2 separate regions of the Mus musculus genome follow, and region 2 is linked to region 1. A link is a loop called in an ENCODE intact Hi-C map of the cell type or tissue named here. Cell type or tissue: heart. All regions are shown on one strand. Links, peaks and the distances in the headings refer to the core of each region. The heading gives the core; the rest is flanking DNA.

Region 1 (11,881 bases), core at 2,029-10,028:
TTGGATAACCAAGATAGATTGTTCTCTCTGTATTTAAGGCTTAATGCAATTGTCTTCAGAAAGAACCTCTTGGCCAGGCCCCACCATGGGAATTGAGGGTCTGATGCTCTGTGGTTTGTTTGTGGCACAATATTCTTTGCAAAGTTTATAACTTTCTTGAAGATTTTCTTTGAGCTGTGTGATGTAGAGATAGCTTACAGAAGGTTCCCTGCCATCTAATACATACTGATGTAGAGAATCAAGGACTGATTGAGGCAGTTCAGGGTTTTTTTTTTTTTTTTTTTTTTTTTTCTCTAAGCATTGTCTGTTCTGGAATAGTATCTGGGAATCCAGGTTCTTTTCAGACTATTGAGACACCAGGAAGTCAAAAATAACAAGTCTAATTTTCTTTGGCAGACACCAGGCATCTCTCCTTGCTGGAGCTCCAACTAGTCTGAAAAACTTCCAGGTGAATCTACAGAACCAAGTGGCTTTTATTCCTAAGACCACGAGCAGGCTTCTGGGTTTGTGTCCCTGCACTGGGTACCTCCGAGGCATAAGATTTCCATAATAATGAACAGTTGAGGGTTGCGGAAGATAGAAGCAGCAGATGTGTTGGATTTGGGAGGAGCATCAGCCTTCAGGTTATGCCCAATGGCTCATACCCTTCCATGATTTCATAGCCATCGATCTCCCCTCTCCCCAACTTGTTCTCTGATTGGCCTGCCGCCCACAACCCATAATTGCTCCAAGTCACCTCTTGACCTTTCCCTTGCTGAGCCTGATTAATAACACACTGGACACATTTCCTTGTTGCATCAAAATCCAATTTGGCCCAAACGGGTGAAAGAATGGGTAATGAGGACCACATAAGATCTTTATGCTGGATAAGTCCTTCCTCTAGCTGGCCTGGGGAGATGGAGGTGGGAGAAAAGGCCATGATGTAACCTTTGTTCAGCAAGTTTCCCTCCAGCTCCACAGCAGAGTCTGATTCTAATGACCTGTAGTCAGTTACCGTGCAGGTGAGAGCGTCACCCAATGCCTGGAGACTAAGCAGTAAGAATCCCATTGTGTGTGGCTTTTCTGGTAAGTGTTTGCCCAGACAAAGGTTTACGCTAAATATTTTGGATCATAATTATGGTGTAAGGTTGGGATATTTAGGAAGGAAAAGAGGAGAGAAAAATGGAAGGAAGGAAGGAAGGGAGGGAGGGAGGGAGGGAGGGAGGGAGGGAGGGAGGGAGGAAGGAAGGAAGGAAGGAAGGAAGGAAGGAAGGAAGGAAGGAAGGAAGGAAGGAAGGAAGGAAGGGCAGAAAGGCAAGGAGGAAAGAGACTAGTTGTCTCTTTTCTGTTTGTGTCCTAAAATGGTTTGGACATATGCAAAACAAGAACTGGACAGATAAGCTTGGAGTTGCCCAACCACAGAGAACATGGTGCCTATGTTTGGTGGCTCCTTGTTGTACAGAGATTCCTTTGTAGTTGCTCCGAGGGTCGGCTTTGCTGGCAGTCCACACACCAGGAGGTACAGCTGATGAGCTTGTGCAACAGTCACCGGGCAGGCTGTCCTTGGGGTCTTGGGAGGCCTCCATGATGTCCTGGGAAATGTGTGTTTCCTTGGCTGGTTTCTCCGAGTTGCCCTTCACCTCATACTTACATCATGCGAGGCTGAGGATCCTTTGAGACCTTTTAGTACAGGCTCTCACTTTACAGGAAAGAAAACTAGGAGTTTCAGATAGCAAGGGGTTTGATCCACGACACAGAGCAAGTTGGCCTCTGTCATCTTTGCTATTATTAGAAAATAATTTCAGGAAAAGAGAATTATAGTAACAAACTTCATCAATTATTTATTGTGTACCAGGACCTGTGTGATATAGGTTATGCCATGTCATCAACAGAAAAAAACCCAACAGGTTAGCACGGGTTTTTATCTCCATCTCCTCGGGGAGATAATGCAGTTCTGAGATAAAAACTGGGGTGTAGTAAATAATATTAAAAATCCAGGCACGGGGTTTCTTTCCCGCCTTGGACCATTTATGTTCCCGGATGAAAGACACACAGCCTTTATATTTTTAAATATGCCTCAGGCAGCACAATAGCTGGGCAACTGCCTACCCTCCATGCTGTTAGAATCACCCTTCTTATCGACAAACCAAGTTATTACTATGTTTCATCTGGGCTGCTCTTAGCTCCAATTGGCCAGCACACATGGCCACATTTTTTTAATGACTCAGCTAACCCGTGGTGGCTCTCCTTTCTCCTCTCCTGCAAGTTCTTTTTCTATTCCATGGAGGTTTTTCTCTGCCTCTCCCAAGCCCCCCAAACCTTAACCCCACCTATGTCTCTTCTGCCCAACTATTAGCTGTCAGCTTCTTTATTCACTAATAAGAATTCACCAATCAGGGTCCCAGGGGCTAAGTGCAGACTCCAGGTCTTGGGGACCTGCACTTAGCATTACCATAGACAGTAAGAGACAAAAACTTCAAAACTGGGGGAATTCAGCCTTTGAAGTCCCCATTTGGAGTTTCTACAGTCTCCCAGTTCTAGACTGATTCTAGTCCCCCCTCTTTGATTTTCAGATGGGGACACCTGGTGTCCCCAAAGAAGAGCAGTTTGTTCAAGGTCACTGTAATCAAATGATCTTTGAACAATATTATTATTGCTACTGAATTCTAAGCATGAATTACATGGCAGGGGGTGGGCTACATACTTTGTATCACCTTGTTACATTGTTACCATGATACCAGGTGGAGGTGGGCACTACGAGAAGAGGCAGCAGAGGGGCGGGGAGGTGAAGAGTGAGTACTCCTTCTTCTCCTCCTCCTCTTCCTCCTCCTCGTCCTCCTCCTCCTCCTCTTCCTCTCCCTCCTCCTCTTCCCTGCTCAGGACTAATATTTTTTAGAATATTTTTTATTAGATATTTTCTTTATTTACATTTCAAATGCTATCCCGAAAATTCCCTACACCCTCCCCCTGCCCTGCTCCCCTACCCACTCACATCCACTTCTTGCCCCTGTACTGGGGCATATAAAGTTTGCAAGACCAAGGGGCCTCTCTTCCCAATGATGGCCAACTAGGCCATCTTCTGCTACATATGCAGATAGAGACACAAGCTCTGGGGGTACTGGTTAGTTCATATTGTTGTTCCACCTATAGGGTTGCAGACCCCTTCAGCTCCTTGGGTACTTTCTCTAGCTCCTCCACTGGGGGCCCTGTGTTCCATCCTATAGATGACTGTGAGCATCCACTTCTGTGTTTGCCAGGAACTGGCATAGCCTCACTCGAGATCCTGCTCAGGACTTATGATTTGAGCAGAAGCCACCCAGTTCTCAAATTTGATTTGCCTGATTCTGCTTAGAAGATTCAGGCATACATGTTCCCATGTCTTTAATCCTTATACCAGAAGTGTTTCCTGCATTCTTAGATTCTTCCATCACTCCTGGTGCCTTGGTTTTATTGCTGGCATCCCTGTTCCTGCCCCAGCATCTTTGGAAGTAGATGCCTCCCTGGGCTGAAAACTGCTGAGTGGGTGGGTATTCTTCTGTTTCCTTCCACTAGGTCCCTTTATCCTTCAGGTCTGAGAGCTTTCTCCATTGCTCCCTCCACTTGGCACTGGGAATCCACATTTGTTGTGAGTTAGATGACCGCTTGGTTTGCACTTTCTTTAGATGTGGTTATTAAGTGGTTGTCAGCAAGGCCTCTTTCCTGGCTAGCTCAGGAGGACAACAGAGCCAGGCTGGGGATGCTCCCTCCAGATGCCTGTGCAGGGGAGCACTGAGGCACCCACACTAAGTCCTTAGCCATCCATGCTCAAGGGGGGCACATGCAGAGAGCACTGGCTTCATACAGGCAGGCTCACTCTGGCTTTAAAACTCTGCCCCCTATGCAGGAGACAGGAGAGAAACAGGACCAGAGAGGGTGTAGTGAAAACTACGGCTGAAAAACAGCCATGGAGGCTGGGGAGACAGATTAGTGGGGAAAGCACTTACAACACAAGTGTGAGAAGTAGAACCTACTTAAATGCCAGCCATCACACAGGCAGGCAGAGACAGATCCCTGGGCTCAGCTGGCCAACTAGTCATAGTCAGTCTTGGCAAGTTCTGGGCTCAGCAAGTGCCAAGCCTTGGTAAAGTAAAAGCAATCAAAGAAGACCCCTTAATGCCAACTTTGCACACACATATATTGACTCCCACATATGAGAAAACAGACACACACACACACACACACACACACACACACACACACACACATACACACACTGGCCACAGGGATCAGGTTCCAAGGATCCAGTCCCCATCAATACAACATGCCGATCATTCTGAAGCAAATGGCTGTCATGGCTGCAGGGATTTCCAGAAAGAAAGTTAATTTTGACCTTACCCAGTTTTATCCAAGTAGAGGGAATGTTGCTTCTTTCTCCAGCCAGCTATCACTTCTCCTTATTCTAAATCCTTCAGGATTTACTGCTCCCTGAGGGCCCAGATAGCCAAATGCTATTCCTCCCTGGGGAAATCTTGGTCTTCCATAGATATATTCACATTGTTTCCTCAGAAACAGACTTCCCTCCGTGCAAGTTCACATGCTCACCTCATCTCTGCACGTGTTCACATGCTTCCCCCAATCTCTGCGCATGTTCACAAGCTCCCCACCATCTCTGCACATGCTCATATGCTCTCCCTCACTCCTATAGTGACAGTTTCTCCTTTGTGGTCTCTGAGGATGACCTTTTTCATCGATGGCCATCTAGGCTCAGGCCATAGTCCTGCCTTTAGTCTTTGAATGTGATTTTGTCTCTTGGTTTTTTTTTTGCCTTATACCTTTCTCAAAGAGCCCCAAATGAGAGATTGTGGGTGTGCCATTCACCCAGATATCCAAACTCATACACTACCTGGATGTCTAAAAGGCCACACCAACCCTCTTACTGCTCCTTGAGGCTGCCATCTGTTCCCTGTGATGGTCTTTGCCTTCACTTGGGAAGGCTTCTCATGACAGTCGTATTCTTCACCCATGCCTCCTCCTTAGATGTCTGCCATCTGTGTCACCTAAGCCAGCCCCTGTGCAGGACCCTGCCTCCTACATGTAGTCTAGCCCTTTATCTTGTTCTTTCTTGTTTTGGGCCACATCACTTGTCCTGCCTGAGATGACATTGTAGGGTTACGGACATACATACAATGATTCTACTTCCCGGTGTTACAGACTGGGAAACAGGCAAGTCATAGCATGAAAACTGGTAAAATGTTGGTAGAACGTGTTGGTATTTTCCCTCCTATTATAAAACCTTCCTTCCAGAAATGGCCATTAAACTTGGTTTTCAAGTCTTTCTATATTGAGGAACATGGCTCTGGCCTCAGTCAGTCCACATGTGCTGCTCCCTCAGCCTCTCCTGCCTGCTCAGGGATCCATTTGAGGTCTCTGTATCAACTTCTGGGTGCTGTGGCTTGGATGGGCCCGACTACAAGCACAGAAGTACACTAGAGCCTCTTGCCTTCACCCTCACAGGTGTCCAGATCTTGTAACATTTCTAATAAAACACTAAACAACCTCCAGAGGTCTCAGCCAAAGAACTCCATGCTGTTATCGCTTGGTACTCTGATAACTTTTTCATTTTCTATCTTCCGGTGCAGGTGTGTGTGTGTGTATACCATCATTTTATTACTTCTCTTCACAAGATCCTTTTATTAAAAACACAAATATCACTATAAATATCTTGGTAGGGCAGTAGAAAGGGATTTTGAAAGCGACTAGGCAAAATGATAGACTATCTATAGATGTAGGCTGCAGCTCAGACAAATGACTACAATATCACAAGAGCCTTTTTTCTTCAAGGCAGATTTCATTTTCTCACTTCCAGATGGGTTGGCGCAGCCCCGGTGCATGCTGGTTTAAACTGAGCCATGTCACAGGGGGAACGGCAAGGTTAGAGAGACTATTAGAACATGGCTGTGTAGCCCAGGCTAGCTTTGAATTTGTGATCCTCCTGCCTTAGCCTCCTGAGTATGGGATTATAGGCACTTGCCATTACTCTTAGATAATGAGACACTTTAAAGAAAAACATCGTATTTAGTATAAATTTGTTAGTTAGCTGTTTCCTCCTCAGAAATTTTCTTTTCTTTTTCTCTTTGAGAATGTGAAATGCCTTTTGTTTGAGAATTTCATGTGTGTGTGTGTGTGTGTGTGTGTCTGTGTGTGTGTGTGTGTGTGTGTGTGCTAGAGCTCTGACCAAATCTACCCATCCCCTCTGTATGTAGGCTTAGACTGTTCAATACCTACTTTAATTCGAGTTTCTTAACACTCCAGAGTCCCTTCTAGCCCACCTACCAGAGGTAGGGGAAAAGAAAGGTTGCTAGGAAACCGGGGTTGTTGACCTGTTTAGAAGTAGTTCTATGCGAAGATCCCAATCTTCGTTGTCAGGATAGCAGCAGTGCAGTCCAAAACATCAAACACGAATCAGTAGCAGCAGTGCAGTCTAATTGGCAAACACCAAACACGAATCGGTAGCAGATGCTCGATCCGGAGGAAAGCACAAGGCTCCACTGAAGTGGCAAGAAGCAGCCAGAAGATGAGAAGTTTTTTGTCAAGTTGCTCTCTACAAAGTTACGACAAGCAGAGATCACAGTGCAATGTTAACCAATGCAAGAGCCTCACCACTCTGTGGGATCATATTTAGAGCCTTTCTAAACATCACGCTTCCTTCCTGTTAAAGCGGGGTTGCCATCGGGGTTTCTGTGCTTGCTTATATAGCACCATGGCTAAAAAATACACATGACATACCTCTCCATATTTGGCAACATACAAAGTACAGTCACATTGACCATCACATTCAACGTCCTGAGAACTCTGAGACAGATACCCTAGACACCTGCAACAGACAACAACAAAGCTCAAAGGGAGCATGTTACCCAGCCCTTATGAGACTAGGACCAGAGCACTGGCACTTGCACCCAAGTTCCCCCACATCAAACCAGTCCTACACTATGGTATTGTTTCTTAAGGAGACAGGTCTGTTCATTAATTTTACTGGCCGTTTATCTACCCATCCACCCATCTACTTACCCACCCCATCATCCACTTAAAACTCTCTGTTGAGAATTTACTATATTCCAGACACTGTCTAGAGCTTCTAGTTTGGCAAGGAAGAAAGTAAATAAGTGGATACTTTGGATGACTTGTGACAAGTGCTGGTGTGTCAGCATTCATGGGGCCAGCTGGAAGAGGGAGCACGCTCCCCGTGAGGGTGGCTGGAATGGTCAGGTCTCACCACAGCCTGGTGCCTTGGCACCAGTTTCTCTTTCTCTTGGTCTTTGCCTAGGATATCCACTACTCACCTCCACCCTGTCTCCATTTCTGTTCTTTTGTCTCTCAGACTGATACAGAGTCCTGCTCCGCTCCCTCAGAGCCTTGGTCTGTAACATTGTTGCCCCTGCTACGGGGCTTGGTTATTTGCAAAACTGATTCATCTCTGAGCCATGGGTTCCTGGGGAGAGGCATTGTAGCACATAGCACCAAGCGTGGCATAATGCAGGCAAATGGATGAAGGTTCGTGGACTTGACTGGATCTAGAATACTCAGAGTCAATTGCTTTCTTGTCTGTTAACCAGATTTTGCTTGGAAAGGTAAAAGAGTATGCTAAAAGGACAGGACAGGCCCCTGTTCCCAGAATTTTATTTCATTTCTTTTTCCTCTCTTCATCTTCATCTTTCTTTCCTCATCTTCCTCCTTCTTCATCTTCTTGCTTTTTTTTTTTTTTTTTTTTCTGACAAGCAGAAGGGGCCTGGGTGCTGATGTAGAGAAACGGGAGCTGGGGTGGACTGGCCCCACTCCACAAGAGTGATGGGGAGTGCTTGACAGTTTATTTGGGTCTCAGCCTTTTGAATGGATTAAGGGGAGAGGCAAGGCTGGGAGACCCTGGCAGGTGGAAGATCAGAGCAGGCAGCATTTGACAAGGTGGAGCTGTCTGGGGCTTGAGCAAACAGCTCCTCTCTGGAGAGAGGAATCAGGCTTCACTGAGCATGTATGAGACAAGCTCCACGAGATGCGGGCCTGGAAGTGATCACATCTTTGCTGGGACCGCAAACACATCTTCCCCGGTGGCTCAGCAGCACAGCCCCTCCTCCTTGTGCCACTTATCTTTTGCTATCCACGTTGCAGTGAACTCTTTCTGACCAACAGAAAACAGAGGCTTTGGGGAGTGAGGTGCCTACCCCGTTCTCATTACTAGTCCTTCCTCACTGCATTCCTGAAACTCTTTAGGGCTCTTTGTTTCCTCAGCTCTGAGTCTGTTCCTTGGCAATGTGTCCCAAGCTAAATGGAACCATCCCAATGCATTCTCTCATTCTGCTGCTCACCAAAGCCCCATGTGAGGCACCTTATCAGTTCCCTAGCAGACTCAAGGAGGCTGAGCCCTGTGCACGCCCTGGATCACTGATAGGCGTGCTGGCAGAATCATTTTAATGAAACCCAGAGCCTCCACTTTTTGCAATTGTAGGACTAATGATCAAGTTCTCATTGGGATGGCTTTGGGATGGCAGGTGAGGAGCCCACATCCCGCTTATGCCTTCTATGGCTGTGTACAGAGCCCAGCCATACTACACCCGCATAGCTGTTGACTGTGCTTCCACATTATTTCCTTGTCCACCAGCACTGAGCATCTATCTAATACCCCCTCCTCCCATCCCCTGCCAGGTCACTAATAAGCTATCCCCAAAGTAGACTGAAGAAAGATTGCCAGTAGCTTTCATGTCTATACTTAATAAAGTTATATAATTAACATTGTGTATTACTTTCTAGGATCCTTTAGAAAGAAAAAAAGTATCCATTTTTCTAAACATTTCCACTCCCTACAGTCTCTGTGCTGTTTGCAGTTAGCCACGTGAATGAAATCTTTTATGCAAATGAATAACAACAGGCACCTTCTCTTCTTTCTGGCAACATCTGAGATTTGAACACAGCATGGCGAGGTGGATATCTGTCAAGCTCGTGAGGTGGGTTTCTCTCTGTATTGGATTTCCATAGGCTACAGCTGATCCTTGTGGATGTGCCTGTTTGTGTCCTGAAGATCTGGAAGGCACTGGCTAGGAGAAGTCACTGGTCCGGGAACTTCACAGCATGCCAGAGCTAGCTCCGGATTCTCCCTGTCCTGTAATCTCATGGCTGCCAGAGAGTGTGTGCTTCTGAGTAGCCTACCATGAGAGGAGGACTATGCAGAAAGGCAAATCTCCCATTTTTTGGGGAGCCCAAAGCAGGAGAGCAGGGTGCAGCAAGACATTCAATTACCTGGCAAAGCCCTGGTGTCCAGGGCACTCTGAGGCATTATGAGTCCTGTGACAGTGTGCTCACGGGAGAACATGGACTCAGGGTGGTGGAAGCAGGGGCTTAGTACTCTGCATACATTATACATACAAACTCAGTCTTCTACCGACTCTCCCCATCTTTGTGCAATGTTAGGTGTCCTTAGCATGACGAAGTCCTATAGGGTGGTCATTCTTCCCTCCTTGCCCAGGACCAAGAGGATTCTGGGGACGCAAGACTCTCACTGCTGAGACTGGGGAGGTCTGTATAGACATGGGACTCTCACTGCTGAGACTGGAGAGGTCTGTGTAGACACAGGACTCTCATTGCTGAGATTGGGGAAATCTGTGTAGAGATGGAATTCTCATTGCTGAGACTGGGGAGGTCTGTGTAGACATGGGACTCTCATTGCTGAGATTAGGGAGGGCTGTGTAGACATGGGACTCTCACTGCTGAGACTGGGGAGGGCTGTGTAGACATGGGACTTTCATTGCTGAGAATGGGGAGGGCTGTGTAGACATGGGACTCTCACTGCTGAGACTGGGGAGGGCTGTGTAGACATGGGACTTTCATTGCTGAGAATGGGGAGGGCTGTGTAGACATGGGACTCTCACTGCTGAGACTGGGGAGGTCTGTGTAGACATGGGACTCTCATTGCTGAGATTAGAGAGGGCTGTGTAGACATGGGACTCTCACTGCTGAGACTGGGGAGGTGTGTGTATACTGGCCTCAGCTGTTCAGCTCAGGTCAGGGACATGACCCAACCCTCTGCAGCCCATCTCCTGCTTCCCACCTTGAACAATACCTCTAGACTCATGGTGGTGGCAGAAAGTCCCTGCTATCACTCACCCCTCTGTTCTCTGTGGTCTAGAAGCCCACCCTGATTCCTGGTTGTTATGGATGAATCCCTGCATTCCTTAAGGTTTATCATAGCCTCACCCCTCCCAGGAAGTCATTGCTCACTTCCTAGTAGGGCAGCATCTCTCCTTTGTGCTTAACCATTGTACTTACCGGTCCCCTCGTGGGTCAGTGATTACTATACACTCCCTGCCCCCTCCCAACCTGTTTCTGAGTCTGTCTTGTTTCTTTCTCCCACTGGACGGGATGCGTTGTGAAGGCAGGCGCATGTTTTTTCACACTTTGCTTTCCCAGAACAGTGGGTAGATAATGCCATGCAGTCAACATTTACAGATTTAATTATATAAATATTTCAGTTAGTGAGCAGATGGAAGTGTAGATGAGAAACTACAGGAGGGGTGCTGGTGGCTCTGAAAACTCGTGTGTGCCTATGGTTGAAAGGCCAGAATGGAGTGTAGTTCTTGAGATTGGGAGACCAGAGGTCTTTCCTGAGACAAGGCAGGGAGAGTCACTTCTCCGTGCTCTGAAATGCCCTGTTCAGGGATGGTGGGGTTGGAAGTGAGAAAAACACAAAGGGAGAGGAATTAGCAGGCCAAGGCTTGGTAGACACTGGAGTCTGGGGATGTGGGGTCAGGAGAGGTGTGGGCCACACGAACCATTCTGGGAGTGGGGAAAGAACCAAGTATAACATGAAGGTAATGTATCCTGTTGGCTTTGGTGCCAAGAGACACTTGGAACTCAGTCATTTAAATAAGGGCTGGAACTGGGGAAAGGAAGGCAGAGGATGCAAAAAGGTGACCAGGACCCAGAACTCAGGAGGCACTTTTCAGAGATGCCCTTCCTGGGTTGCTCAGGGCAGAACAGGATGGGACAGCAATAGGTAAGACCTAAAGATACAAGGTCCCTGTGGGCAATGCATGTGGGTCAGAGCTGCCTGAGCCCTAGGAGGGGCACAGCTGGAAAGAGAAATACCCGGGCCATCTTCCCAGGGCCACCTTATGCGGCCTCTGTGGACGGACTATCCTGAAAGGCAGCTGGGAAAGGCAGTGCCTTTTGATCTGTTTTGAATGGAGCCTGAGGGGGAAGGGCATGGTGACCTCGGGAGTGAGTAATGTGCATGCAACGCCATGTCCCGCGCACAATGGGTAGGGGGTGGGTGTGCATGGGAGACCCCGCAGCTCATAGAACTCCTTCTCTCTTGGTCCACACCGAATGAGAGGCTGGGATTGTCACAGTGACCTTCGGTGGCGGTAGCCCAGGGTGAGGCCGACCTTGATGAATTGAACGCTGGGGGAAGCTAGCAGCTCAGCTGCTCCAAGCAGCCCCCCTCCAGCCAGATGCTTGGCTTTCCTTAACAACAGCCTTTTGGAGAGAATGATCTCTCGCTTTTCATGGGGGCAGAAACTGGCCTCAGGAAGCCAAATGGCTTCAAAGCAGTGAGCACAATGCCCTGGCCCAGCATTCCACGAACAGCAGTCGAAGCAGACCAGGTAGAAAGCCAGCTGTGACACGGCTGCCACAGTCAGCTTTATTTTACAGAAGAGGGAATTAAAGCAGATACGTTCAATCGCTTGCCCACAGTCACATAACTGGCAAGCAGTGACGGCAGTGCATTAAGGTAGTTTGGCACTTGTATTTGAGCGCCTAACTATTCACCATGCCACCCCATGAATGGTGAAAACTCAGCCGCAGTTAGTGGCTTTTACTCTTGTTGGCAAAGATGTACAGCTTGTGGCATTAATGCTGGTGCCGAGTACAGGAG
Region 2 (11,881 bases), core at 2,305-10,304, 64 kb after region 1:
TTTCCTATTTCCCAGCTGACAAAACACTCTGTTAATAAAAACATCTGAAACCAGCCCATTCCCGCTTTTGTTTTGACTTAGGAATTAACATCTAGTCTCCCGAGTTTTGAGTTAACGAGATTTCCCTGCATACGCTATACAGCTCCATTCCTCACAACTAAACCAAGCGCTGACTCGGCTTCATCCATGTGGTTGCAGGCAGGGGTGTGGCCATGGGCAGATGTCCTCAAGTGGCATGGGTTCTCCCATCTCAGGCACAGAGCCCCGCCCATGTGACCACGCAGGCAACCACACTTCATGCAGGCAGTGGTGGCTATAACAGGCTCAGTGGGGTGGAGGTTTGAAGTCAAGGTCTAACAACTTGAAGATTTGTGACAGGAGCAGTCATTGTCACTGAGGAAGGTCTTCTCTAGTCTCCATTCTGTGACCAGACTTTACAGCTTCACCTTGCCCTTGGTTAGCTCAGTCTTGGAGCACAAGGTCTGCAAGGAGCATACAAGGCAAAGAGACCCTGCTCTGCCTGCCCCTTATTCCTGTCTGATCCCTCTGTTTCCCTCTGCTCTGGAAGAGACAAGTAACAAGAGCTTACTCTGTAGCTTAGGCTGATCTCAATCTCCAGATCCTCCTGCCTCAACCCGCCAATTACTGGGATTCCGGGGATGGGGGGTGGGGGGTGGGGGACGGGATGCCAGCATCCCCTGTTCATATCTAGAGTTTGAACCCTGAGTCCAGAGATAGCTTGTAACTGCTGCTTCACACTGTTCAAGCTCAGCTGCTTATTGTATTAACGCCAGTCCAAATGTGAAGAGCATCCACCCGGTGCCTTCTCACCTTCCAGCGTTCCCTCACAGAGCTTGAGAATAAAAGCATGAAGACTGGCTGGTGACAAAGGAAGGCAAAGTAAGCTGTCAGGCAACTGATGTGGGACTGGAGGCATGAGTAGGCTGAAAACCCTCCAAGAGGGCTTATGAGTAGGTCTCTAGCAGAGTTGTGGTGTGCACCGAAATTCTAAGTTAACTGAAGGAAACTGATATTTCAGTGGTATGCTATACGAATATTGTCAGGACCCACCCCTCTCCATGCTAATGCCTTCTGGAATGTGGATATCAACCCTGACATCTCTGGACACCCCCCAGGAACAGCCTGCATCACCCTGAAATGCGTGTTATCTATGGGAAACCTTAGGCCTTGTCTGAGCTGAGAGTCAGCCATGCTGACCCCACCAAAGCTTGCTGGGAATTGTCACTCAATCCAAAGGGCCCTGAACTTCAGCAGAGCCCAGGCAAGAGCCCTGCCTTCCTCCCCCAGGGCTCTTAGAGAGCCTTCTTCCCAGACCTACCAGGACAACCTAGCTGAATGCCTGCCTGCTGTCCCCTGTCTGCCATGGTCCCGTTACTCCCTCATATTGGTGTGAGACACTCCCAACATGGCATGAGACCCCCATCTGACTAGCCTGGGAGGATAGGCTGGAGTTCTGTGCACCCTCAGATCTCTGCAAGGCTCTCTCCTCCAGCAATCCTATGAGCCACCAATCTAAGCCCTTTACTAAGAAACTTTACTCTTTGCCCTTTTAAGCAACTGCCATACATTGCATCCCCTGCTCAAGACCAGAGCCAGCCATTCAGAAAAGGCAGGAGAGAGCCCATAGACAGCCATCGGTTGACTTCCCATTACCATTGTGCCTTAATTGAACTTATTTATGTGGGTCAAGACGGCCCCCATAGGCTTTCTTATTAACTGCCTCATCCACTTAGGCCTCTGAAATGGCCTTCTTGGGCAGTTTTGGATGTGATTCTCTGCTACTGCCTGGGACACAGATCCTTCTCATTGATTATGAGGAATATAAAAAAAAAAAAATAATGCTGGGCTCTGGTTGAGCATCTGGAATTGAATCCCACTTGCTCCCTAAGCATTGCCATTCAAAGCACAAAGAGGCTAAGAGCTGGATCACACTGTTGCAGGATCCAAAACAAAGCCAGAAGGAGGGATTGCTTTTCCAGTCATGGTTGGGGGTGATGCAGTGGCCTGGAGCAGTGGCTATCTGCAGAAGAAAAGCAATCTGTCTGGACTCTAAGTATAACAAGCAAAGCCAGCTGCAAACGGCTGCCAGGGTGCTGGCTGAGGAAGCAGGACTCAGGTGACTTAAACTGTTGAGCTGCTGTTAAAGGAAGCTGGCTGTGGGTACAGGCTGCTACCTGGGGAAAGGATGTTAACAGTCACTGTCTTGTTCTGGGCCCTGGGTTTGGCATCCTAGACTGGAGGGCCCTTAATGTCAGCTGCCTCATTCCTCCAGCTATCCCCACTGGGAACCTGCTCTTTACTTGCCATGTGCCCAGCACCATGTGGAGTTGGCATTGAAAATAGACTTCCACATTTAATCACAAGACAGCCTGGTGATGTCTACAGACCATGGACAGTGGTCCCAAATTAATTGGTACACATAACCAACAGCGGAAGAGGCAGACAGCTGAGAGTGGCATTTTTTAAGAAAAGAGAAATCAGTTTAAAGAGAAACCAGAAAGAAGGGAGATAGAAGGAGAAGGGGCTGATATCCCAACAGAGAGTAGCCCATACAAGGGTCCTGAGGCAGGACAAGCCTTAGTACCTTCAGAGTACAAAAAGAAAGACCTGTGACTCCAAAGTGGGTTTCTAGGCTGACAGCACCATTGGAACCCAAGAGCAGCCTAGAGGTTTGCATGGTTAGGTCTATCCTCGGCTTACTGAGTCAGACTATTCATGTGGGATCAGGGCTTTGAAGACCACCGCACTTTCTCTAATTTGCCTGAGAAGAGTTAGAGAGCCAAGGAAATCCAGCAAAGCATCAATAACAAATTTGGATTGGTGTGTGCATGTGTGTGCGCATTTGTGTGTGTGTGTGTGTGTGTGTGTGTGTGTGTGTGTGTGTGTGTGTTTGCATAAAAGTGCCAGGGATCCTCCTGTCTCTGCTTTCCTAGTGTTGAGATTGCAGGTGTGTATTACCATGTTAAGCTTCTTATATGCATCCCAGGACCCAAGATTAGGTACTGGTGTTCATATGCCAGCTACTAATACTAAGCCACCTCCTTAGCACGGTTAGTGTTACGGTGCAATTGGAAAGCACTTACCCAGTGTGATGTGGTTTCTACTTTAAAAATATTTATAGCTGCTACCTGGAGTGAAGATAGAGTGTATCACAGAAGGGAGAAGGCTGGCTGGGACTACAATCACCACCTCCCTAGCTCCCTTGACCCTCGGTGCTATATGTTGGTATGCAGTATATTTAAAATCCTTTAAGTAGGTGTATATTATACCATGAGCATATCCCCCCTCCTGCATCTCTTCTCTCCTGATTGTCTCATTTGTTCCCCTAGACACTTTCATTTTATATGTCACACATAATTTTTTTAAACAAATATACAAATATTATAAAAGTACAAAATATTAGAAGCATAAATGAGAGAAAACATGGCATCTGTCTTAATAAGATTATCTTCAGTTGCTTCCATGTTCCTATAAACGGTGTAACTTCATTCTTCTTTAGGGATGAAAATACTCCATTGTGTGTATGTACCACATTCTATATATGTACCCCCCTCTCCTTATCCCATCCCCTGCTGATGAACAGCTAGCTTGGTTCTATAACGTGAATGTCCTGCATAGTGTGCTGCAGGAAATGTTGGCATGCAGGTTTCTCTGTGCCATGTTGACCTGGATCCCAGGAGTGCTATAGCAGGGTCATGTGATAGATCTATGAGGGTTTTGTTGTTGTTGTTTTTAAAGAAATCTCTATACAATTCACATAGTGGCTAGAGTAGCTTACACTCCTGCCAGCAACGTATGATGGCTCCTTTTGCCCACCTCCCTGCCAGTCTTTGTGGTTGTCCTTTCCATGACTGCCCCTCTGACTGGGGTGAGGTAGAATCCCAGGATGTTTTGTGTTGGATTTATCTGATGGCAGGGGAGGTAGAACGTCTCCTCACATGTTTGTTTATTGGCCACTTGTATTTCATCTCTTGCACATATTTTTAAAAATATTTTTACTTTTTCCTGCATTGCTGGGGGATTCAACTCAGACTCTCGCACATGTGAGACCAAGCACTTTGCCACTGAACTGCACATCCAGCCTGGGTCAATATAGATTGACAGAAGAACCACAGTTTAGAGCATTTGGGGCTTCCCCAGCACACTCTGTGCGCTTCATTTGTAGCAACTGTCGGCATTCTGTACAGTCCCAAGAGTGATCTATGTTCCCCAGACTCTCTATGGGAGTGTTTATGAAATGCACAGCAAGCATAGGTGAAACAATTAATGGAGAGTAGCCAATAGAGAGAGGTGGTAGATAGACACTGTGATTGCTAACTGTGGGTGTCAACTTAGACACACCTGGGAAGAGGGAACTTAACCGAGAAGTTGCCTTCATCATTACTGGGCTGTGGGCATGTCTATGAGGTATTTTCTTGATATAGTGCGGTCTAGCCCACTGCAGAAGGTGTCCATCCCAAGGCAGGAGAGTCTGGACAATTTAAGAGAGTGTGAGGCAGCAAGCAGCATTATTTAGTAGTAGCGTCTGCCCCAAGTTTTCTCTTTGAGTTCCTGTCTTGCCAAACCTTGGTGATGGACCAGAACCTTTTATATAAAGCAAATATTTTCCTCCCCAAGTCGATTTTGGTGTTGATGTTACCCTAGCCACAGAAAGCAAACTAGGACAGATATCAAAACATCCTCAAATCAGGGGCCTAGAACATCCAGAAGAGATGATTGGATTAGCACAGTTGAGAAAGCAAACAAAAGGCAAAAGTTGACTGCAGAAGCATGTTTGAGACAGCCAGCTGGAGTTCTTGCTCGAGAGTCCTGGGAAGAGCAGAGCAGAGTGTTATATTAGATGAAAGCTTGCAAGTATCAGATCAGATAACAGCAAAGAGAGACACCAGTTATCATCAACCCGGTGCGCTTACAGCATCCAGCAGAAACCAGCTAGGGAAGCCGAGTCACTGGAGGAGTTTCTGAGAGCTCCTGTGGATGTGCTTCTGGCTTGCTGCTCCCACTAGAGGTGTTTCTGTATCATGGAATTAACAACAGTAACCTCAGTTAGAAGCCATTTACCTTCTCGCTGTTCTGTCTGGAGGATATACCATGATGTTTTTAACACTCTGAGCTGTGGGGTTGTTTTGTCTTATTTTGTTTTGTTTTGTCTTGTTCTCCTTTTTTAATAAGGGTATCAGCTTGTCCTAGGACAGAAAGTGTTGGAGACAAGACAAGCCTTCCTCTCTCCCAGAGTCTACTTTATCAAACAGAAATAGCATCTGATAATTTTAGCAATATGACATTCACCGCACTCAAATATTAAATGAACTGTGCAGAATGATCGATGTCCCTCATGCTCGTCTCTAACTTCTCCAAGGCAAGGATAGGTACCAAGTGCAATGCCCAGCCTCACATGGGCCACAGTGAATATACGCAGTTAAATGGACAGAGGAGTTTAACCGCAGCATCAGAGTGGGCTCTGTTGCCACCGTAGCTTACAGAAGACGAACCAGGACAAGAGTAAAAAAGTTGTCTTGAGATCTCGAGGCCGGAATCCTAACCTACTCTCTCCAGGACTCGGGTTGCCCTTCCTGTTGCATCTTGTTATCTTTGTGCTATTTTACAAAATCTGTCAGTAAGACTCCAGGGAAATGCTTGCATCAGGAGACAGTCCCTTTGTGTGTCTCACTGAGCCCATTATATCAGAAGGCCAAGAGAGTTTGGCCTGCTCAGTTGCCATGGTATTTGACCTATAGAAGGCAGACCATCCTTCCAGGCTGACTGAAGCCTGAGTATGCATATTCATGGTGGGGCTAGCCCTGGAGAGTGGGGAGGGAAGAAAGCCAAGTCGGGTAGCACTGGCTGCTGCCTGTGTCTGCACCTCAGGGTCTATGCCCCTCAAGCATGGTGCCCCGTGTGCGCGGCCACATTGCTTTCATCTCTTCCTCCCAATCAGGTGAGGATTCAGCTCTGAGGAAAAAAACAACAAAGGACTTGGGTTTCGCAGCTGGCAAGAGAAGGGTTAAAGAGCATCCACTAAAGAGCACCTGAGTACCTGTCCTGGGTACTCCTGGGGTACTCCCTTGTGCCATCTTCAGGTATAGCAGGCACCTAAAGAGCACTACTGTGAGCGAGGCGACGTGCCAGGTCTACACAGCATTTCCTTACTCCCTGAGCAGTCTCTGAGACCAGGATAATGACTGTTCACCCTGAAAAGCCTTTGTGTGGAATAACAGCAAAGCAGCCTTGATAGACAGAATCACCAAAGCTGGGGAGCAAACAGATGCCACACCCAACATCCCAGGAGGAAGGGTCTCGGATGGGACTGGACCCTGGGTCTCTGTCCCCACAGTTCACTGGCTTTGCCCCACTCCATGTTCTTCCCTTGGCTTGCTCTCCTAGGCTGGCTTAGCTGCCCCTTCCCACACTGCATTCTATTTTATATTAAATAAGATGGGGAGCTGGAAGAAAGTCCCTGACGTCCCAAAGCCAAGCCATCCCTTAGACCCAGCAAGTCTCTTTCTTTCCCCTCCCTTAAAGGACTCAGTTCTTCTCCAGTGTGTCCTTAAAGAGGGGAGACATCAGCTGACTTGTTAGCATCTTTCATTTACTTAAAAATACTTACTGAGTTTTCACTATGTACCATGCCCTATCCAAGGCTCTGGGGTTAGACAGGAAATGAGACACACTATTTTCTACTCTTGGCACCGAGGGCTACAAAATCCATGAGTAAAGTAGAGGCAAGGAGAAAAGGAAGAGGCTGGCAACACTGCATGGGGTGATGTTAAACACTGCTGAGAAACCACGAGAGAGAGAGAGAGAGAGAGAGAGAGAGAGAGAGAGAGAGAGAGAGAGAGAGAGAGGAAGTACAAGTGTGGCAGGCAACTTCCAGCTAGGTGCTCAGGAGACTCACCTTTGGGAGGGACTTGGAGGCCAGAGGGAGCCTGCTAGGAAGGCCTGAGGACAGTAAGCTAGAAGCAACAGCAAGCACAGATGTTGGGAAGTGAAAGAAGCCAGCCTGCTGAGGGTGAAAGAGGGGAGGCTAGAATGGCTGGGGAAGGCGACCCAGAAGAGGCAAAGTGTCCTCACAGAGACCCTGATTGGCTGTGGTTAGGAGTTCAAGCTCATGCTAATTCGGATACAAAGCTGAGAGACTTGTCAAGCTGGGGACAGTGACCTGAAGGATGAACTCTGGGAGGCAGGGACAAGGGACACAAAGCCCACCCCCTCCACAGTCTTGTCCTCCCAGCTCCCATCTGCAGCTGCAGGAAGTGCTGGCTTGGGGTGCAACAGGTACCTGATGAGGAGCAGAGCCTGCCACCAGTGCTGGGGCAGGGCTGTCCTGGCTAGGGAAGGACAGAGCTGTGTATGAGAAGGAATTTCACAGACCAGCTACGGACTAGTGTCCCCTCCTTGGATTAGCCAGTGCCATGGTCTCTGTGAACAAACGTTTGGCGGCGGCAGCTTGAGCGAGGGAGGATTTACTTGGGCTCATGGTGTCAGAGGTATCAGCCCATCCTGGCAGGAGAGTGTGGTGGAGCATGGCGCTTCACACCCTGGTGGCCAGGAAGCAGGGAAAAAGTGACAGGAGTGGACCAAGGATAGAGAGTATGTCCCTAAGAACCTGCCTACTAAGACTCCCTTCCTTCCACGAAATTCCACCTCCTAAAGTTTTTTTTAAACTTCTCAAACTGGACCACCATCTGGAGACCATTTAGTATACAGGCCTTTGGGGGATACTTCCTATCTAAACTATTACAATCCCAATTAGCAACCATAATGGCTTGAAGATGGTAGGTCTCAGGACTAGACCTTTGGGCATGATGTGCTTTGTAGATGCACTTGTAGTTACAGAAGATATGGAATCCTCCTTTCTAGGGCTCCCCAATGCCACCCTTCCCTTCTCTGATGCCATACCTCTACCTGGGCCCTCTTCCCGTGCTGGTTGTCCTCCCTCCGAGTCCCTCTGGCTGCCGCCTATCCCTTCTCTGGCCCCTCGGCTCCATCGGTCTCTCTCCCTATGCCAGACCAGCAGCAGGCTGTTGTGTGCCAGCACCTGTGTGCTAGGCATTCTTCTCACACGGGTCCCCAAGCCCAGCCAGACAGGAGCATCTGGGAGGCGGCAACTCCCTTGGCTGAGGGACTTGCAGTGGCCTTTTGGATAGGTGCCCAGAGCTGACAACCAGAGTGGCTCATGCCCTGTTCTGTCACCACCCAGAGACACAGCGTAGGCAGCAGACATGGCTGGGTACCAGCCGGCTGACACTGCTCCCCCCTCCCTGGGGACCCATGCCCCTCATGTCTGAAAACGTTTAGGTGGGGGTCATCTGCAAAAGACTCGGCAGCTTATTCGGGAACAGGCCATGGCTCCCTGGCTCCTGCCGACCAAAGTGGTAGGATTTGAGCATCTCTGTGCCGTGGGGCTAAGTCCGTTTCTCTGGGAGCCACTCCTTGTATCTGAAGAACTTCATTACAATAGCATTTTACCAGCCCAGCGTGTGACCTACAGTGTGTGTCCTCCCCCAAAAAGTAGTTACTAGAAAAATCATCATTTAAAAATGTCCTTGGGGCCAGCAAGATGTCTCATCGGATACAGGCACTTGCTGCCAAGCCTAAGGACCTGAGTTTGATTCCTGGAACCCACATGGTTTAAGGAGACTGCAAGCTCCTGCAAGTTGACCCTTGACTTCGATGGGCACACAGTGGCATATGCATAACCCTCTCACACACATTTAAAAAAAAGAAGAAGAAGAAGTAGTGGGCTGGGGATGGTGGTGCATGCCTTTAATCCCAGCACTCAGGAGGCAGAGATAGACAGATCCCTGGGAGTTCAGGGCCACCCTGATCTACAGAGTGAGTTCCAGGACAGATAGGGCAGTTATGCAGAGAAACCCTGTCTTGGGAGAAAAAGAAAAAAGAAAAAAAGAAAAGAAAACAGGAGGAAAAGTGACTTTTTAAAATGTCCTTAGTACGGAGGGACATGCCATATAAATGAATACCTTGTTTGGCCCTCAGAGAAAATCCCCTTATGTAGCAAGTGAGTTCCTGTCCTTTTCTTATTTTTCCCTAAGGGACAGAGAGAGTGGAGAATTATAGCACACTGAAGACAGGTTTCAGACTCTCAGGCCCTTGGCCCTTAGCCTTCAATTCAGGCCTGACCTATCAGGGGGCAGCGATTAACACAGAGGCAGAACACAGGTGCCATGGCTGCAGTTCGTAACCAGCATCTACCCATGTGCTGGTCTCCTTAGTGGAAAGCTGTTGTCAACTGTGAGGCTAAGTGAATTCCACAGAAACCTTGAAATTTACCCACTAGCGCTCAGCATCCCTAGGAGAGTCCCTCCTCAGACCCACACAAGGCTCAGCCCTGCCCACATCCCCTCTCAGCAGCCTTTGTCAGCACACCTCCAGGAGGGCTTTCCAGTGTCGTGGCTGTTTCATTACAGCCTCTGGGAAAGATGAACTGAAGTTAGTGTCTCTGCACATGGCAAAGGGAAGGTCTGAGGGTCACATTCCACTTACAACGATAAGCTTCTACCTGCCACTGAATGTATTAATAATAATAACAGCAACGACAGTGGCAGCCTTGACCTAAGGGAGGAAAAAAACATTTCAGAGGAGCTAACTTTTCCCAAGTCTCCGAGATTACAAACCATAAGGTTGGAATAATGAAGTCAATAGGCTTTCTGAAATACATTCTGTATTTTACAGACACCGTTCTGGTCAGCCCGACTCATTTAGATTCATGAGTTTCCACAGCGGAGATGATGACCCAAGAATATATTGGTTATTTTCCTGCTGCTGTGATAAAACACAATGAGCACGGTAACTCATAGAGGAAAGTTTATTTGGGCTTACAGTTCTAGTGGGCTAGGAGAATCCATACCATTGAAGAGGGGTGGGGGCGTCTGGGGCAGACAGCTGGCTTGCGGCTGGTCTCTCATCTTTAACCACAAGCACAAACCTTAGAGCGTGAACTAGGAATGACTGAGAGTTTTTAAACTCTCAAAGCCCCCACCAAATGGCATACTTTCTCCAGCAAGGCCACACCTCCTAAACCTATCCAAACACCACCAACATCTGGGGAGCAGGATGCAAAGAGGGACACATTTAACTCAGCCACAAATGGGTTGAATCCAACATCTAAAAAAAAAAAAAAAAAAAAGGTCAAAATGATGTGGGATGTAATCAAAAAGCAAATCTCACAGAGCGTTCTGAGAAGCAAGAAGAAGAAATGGTACCCCTTCCTAGGACCCGAGTCTGAGCACAGGTGTGAGTACTAATTAGAGAGAAAAAAAACAATTAATTTAAAAAATTATATATGGGTGTGTGTGTGCAAGATCCCTGAGGAGGTCAGAAGAGGGTATTGGGTCCCCTGGAGCTGAGATGGTTATGAGTTCCCCCCTGTGGGTGCTGAAACCCAAATTGAGTCTTCCATAAGAGCAGTGAGCTCCATCCACTGCTGAGCCATCTCTCCAGCCCCTAGCTTTTGATTATTTATTTTTTTAAAGTCTTACACTGGGAGGCATGGACAATGGTTTGAAAGCCACTGTGCTAATTTATGGTTCTCAGATCCAAATGTGCATCCGAGATACCCACAAAGCCTGTGGGCTGACCATCCCCGGAGCCCCTGTAGAATGTTAGTTATGTTCTCATTGCTGTGGACAAAAACCTGACAGAAACATTTAAAGGGGGGGGGTTCATTTTTTTTCCCCTCACAGCTTCAGAAGTCCATCCATGCTTCACCCATGCCTAGGCAGACCGTTGTGCTGGGGGGAAAAAGCAATAAAGTAGGAAAGTCTCCTTTCTGGCAGAGGTTGGGGGCGGGGGAGGGAGAGGCACAGAAGCAGAGCCCGCTGGTATAACCTTCAAAGACATACCCCTAGGGAACTACTTCTTCCAGCCAAGCCCTACCTCCAAAAGTTTGCTCAACATTCCAACACAGTGCCACCAGCTAGAGACCAAGCATGGCCCAAGCATGAGCCTGTGGCGGACAGACACTTTGTGCTCAAACTATAACAGTCATTCTGCACAGGGCCCACAAGGACTTAGGTGATACGAATGCCACCAGTCCCAGACCACCGCATGACAAACCGCTGGGCTGTTTTCCCTGCCTCATCTCAGATGAGACTGAGATTCCGAAAGGGAGACACTGATCACACTCCACAGCTGCTACGACTGAGCTAGGAGGCAGGCCCAATCTGTCTGACTCCAAAACTCCAAACCTCCCTGTGCTTTCTTTGGTGTCTGGAATAATCTGTCTCTAATGAGTGCATCTGGCAACCATTCCTCACTGTGTATTTTGTGTTTAAAAAAAAATTTTATTTATTTATTTTTGCATTTTGTCTTAAAATCACATTCAGACTGAGATAAGAACAATTGGTACTTACGAGCCAAAGCCCCTTATTTTGATAATACACTAACACCCAGGATGCTGAGTGAGCTGCAGATTAGGACCACATCTGAGCTATGTGGGCTAGAGGAGGAACCAGGCAGACGCCTCCTTCCATCCCGTGGCTTCTTCATTCTCCTCCCCACAGATGTCCCCATGCTTGGCTCTCAGCTGGACTCTTGTTACATGTTTGACTCAATTTCTGGAGGACACAGGGCTGGGAGAGAGCCCAGTATCTGGGAAAACATCTGTTCTGCCCCTAGAAGGGTGGCAGTAGAATAGAGGCTTCCTAAACTGGGACACTGAGGACAGAAGAGCAGTGCTTCGGGACAGACAGACACGGGATACATCCTGGGTCCAGGTCCACTGTTCTGTGATCCAAAACCTTATCCAACTTTCTCAAGTCGAGAATGTCATCTTTTGTTTGTTTGTTTGTTTGTTTGTTTACATTTATTTGTTTGTTTATGTGTGCATGTATGAATACAA

What was found. A loop is a pair of places that touch in the nucleus more often than their neighbours do. Peaks named below come from ENCODE experiments on the same cell type or tissue, not always from the same donor. Only the 100,000 strongest peaks of a DNase experiment are listed, where the experiment ranks them.
Region 2: it touches region 1 in a loop (4-fold over the local background); 2 of 42 quality-filtered maps call a loop at or near these places.

The regions. Positions count from the first base shown.
Region 1 is chr7:48,984,059-48,995,939 of GRCm38, forward strand. It overlaps a transcript of Nav2 not described here. Among named protein-coding and RNA genes, the nearest start is that of Gm32849, 51 kb to the right of the region's middle. In heart, for the core only: no CTCF peak of the experiment used is centred there; no DNase peak of the experiment used is centred there; H3K27ac peaks cover 1,702 bases.
Region 2 is chr7:49,047,301-49,059,181 of GRCm38, forward strand. Gm32849 (a long non-coding RNA gene) reads left to right here. Exons shown (of 2, transcript XR_391458.3): 1 at 1-11,881. It also overlaps a transcript of Nav2 not described here. Among named protein-coding and RNA genes, the nearest start is that of Gm32849, 12 kb to the left of the region's middle. In heart, for the core only: no CTCF peak of the experiment used is centred there; a DNase peak (open chromatin) is centred at 8,161; H3K27ac peaks cover 691 bases.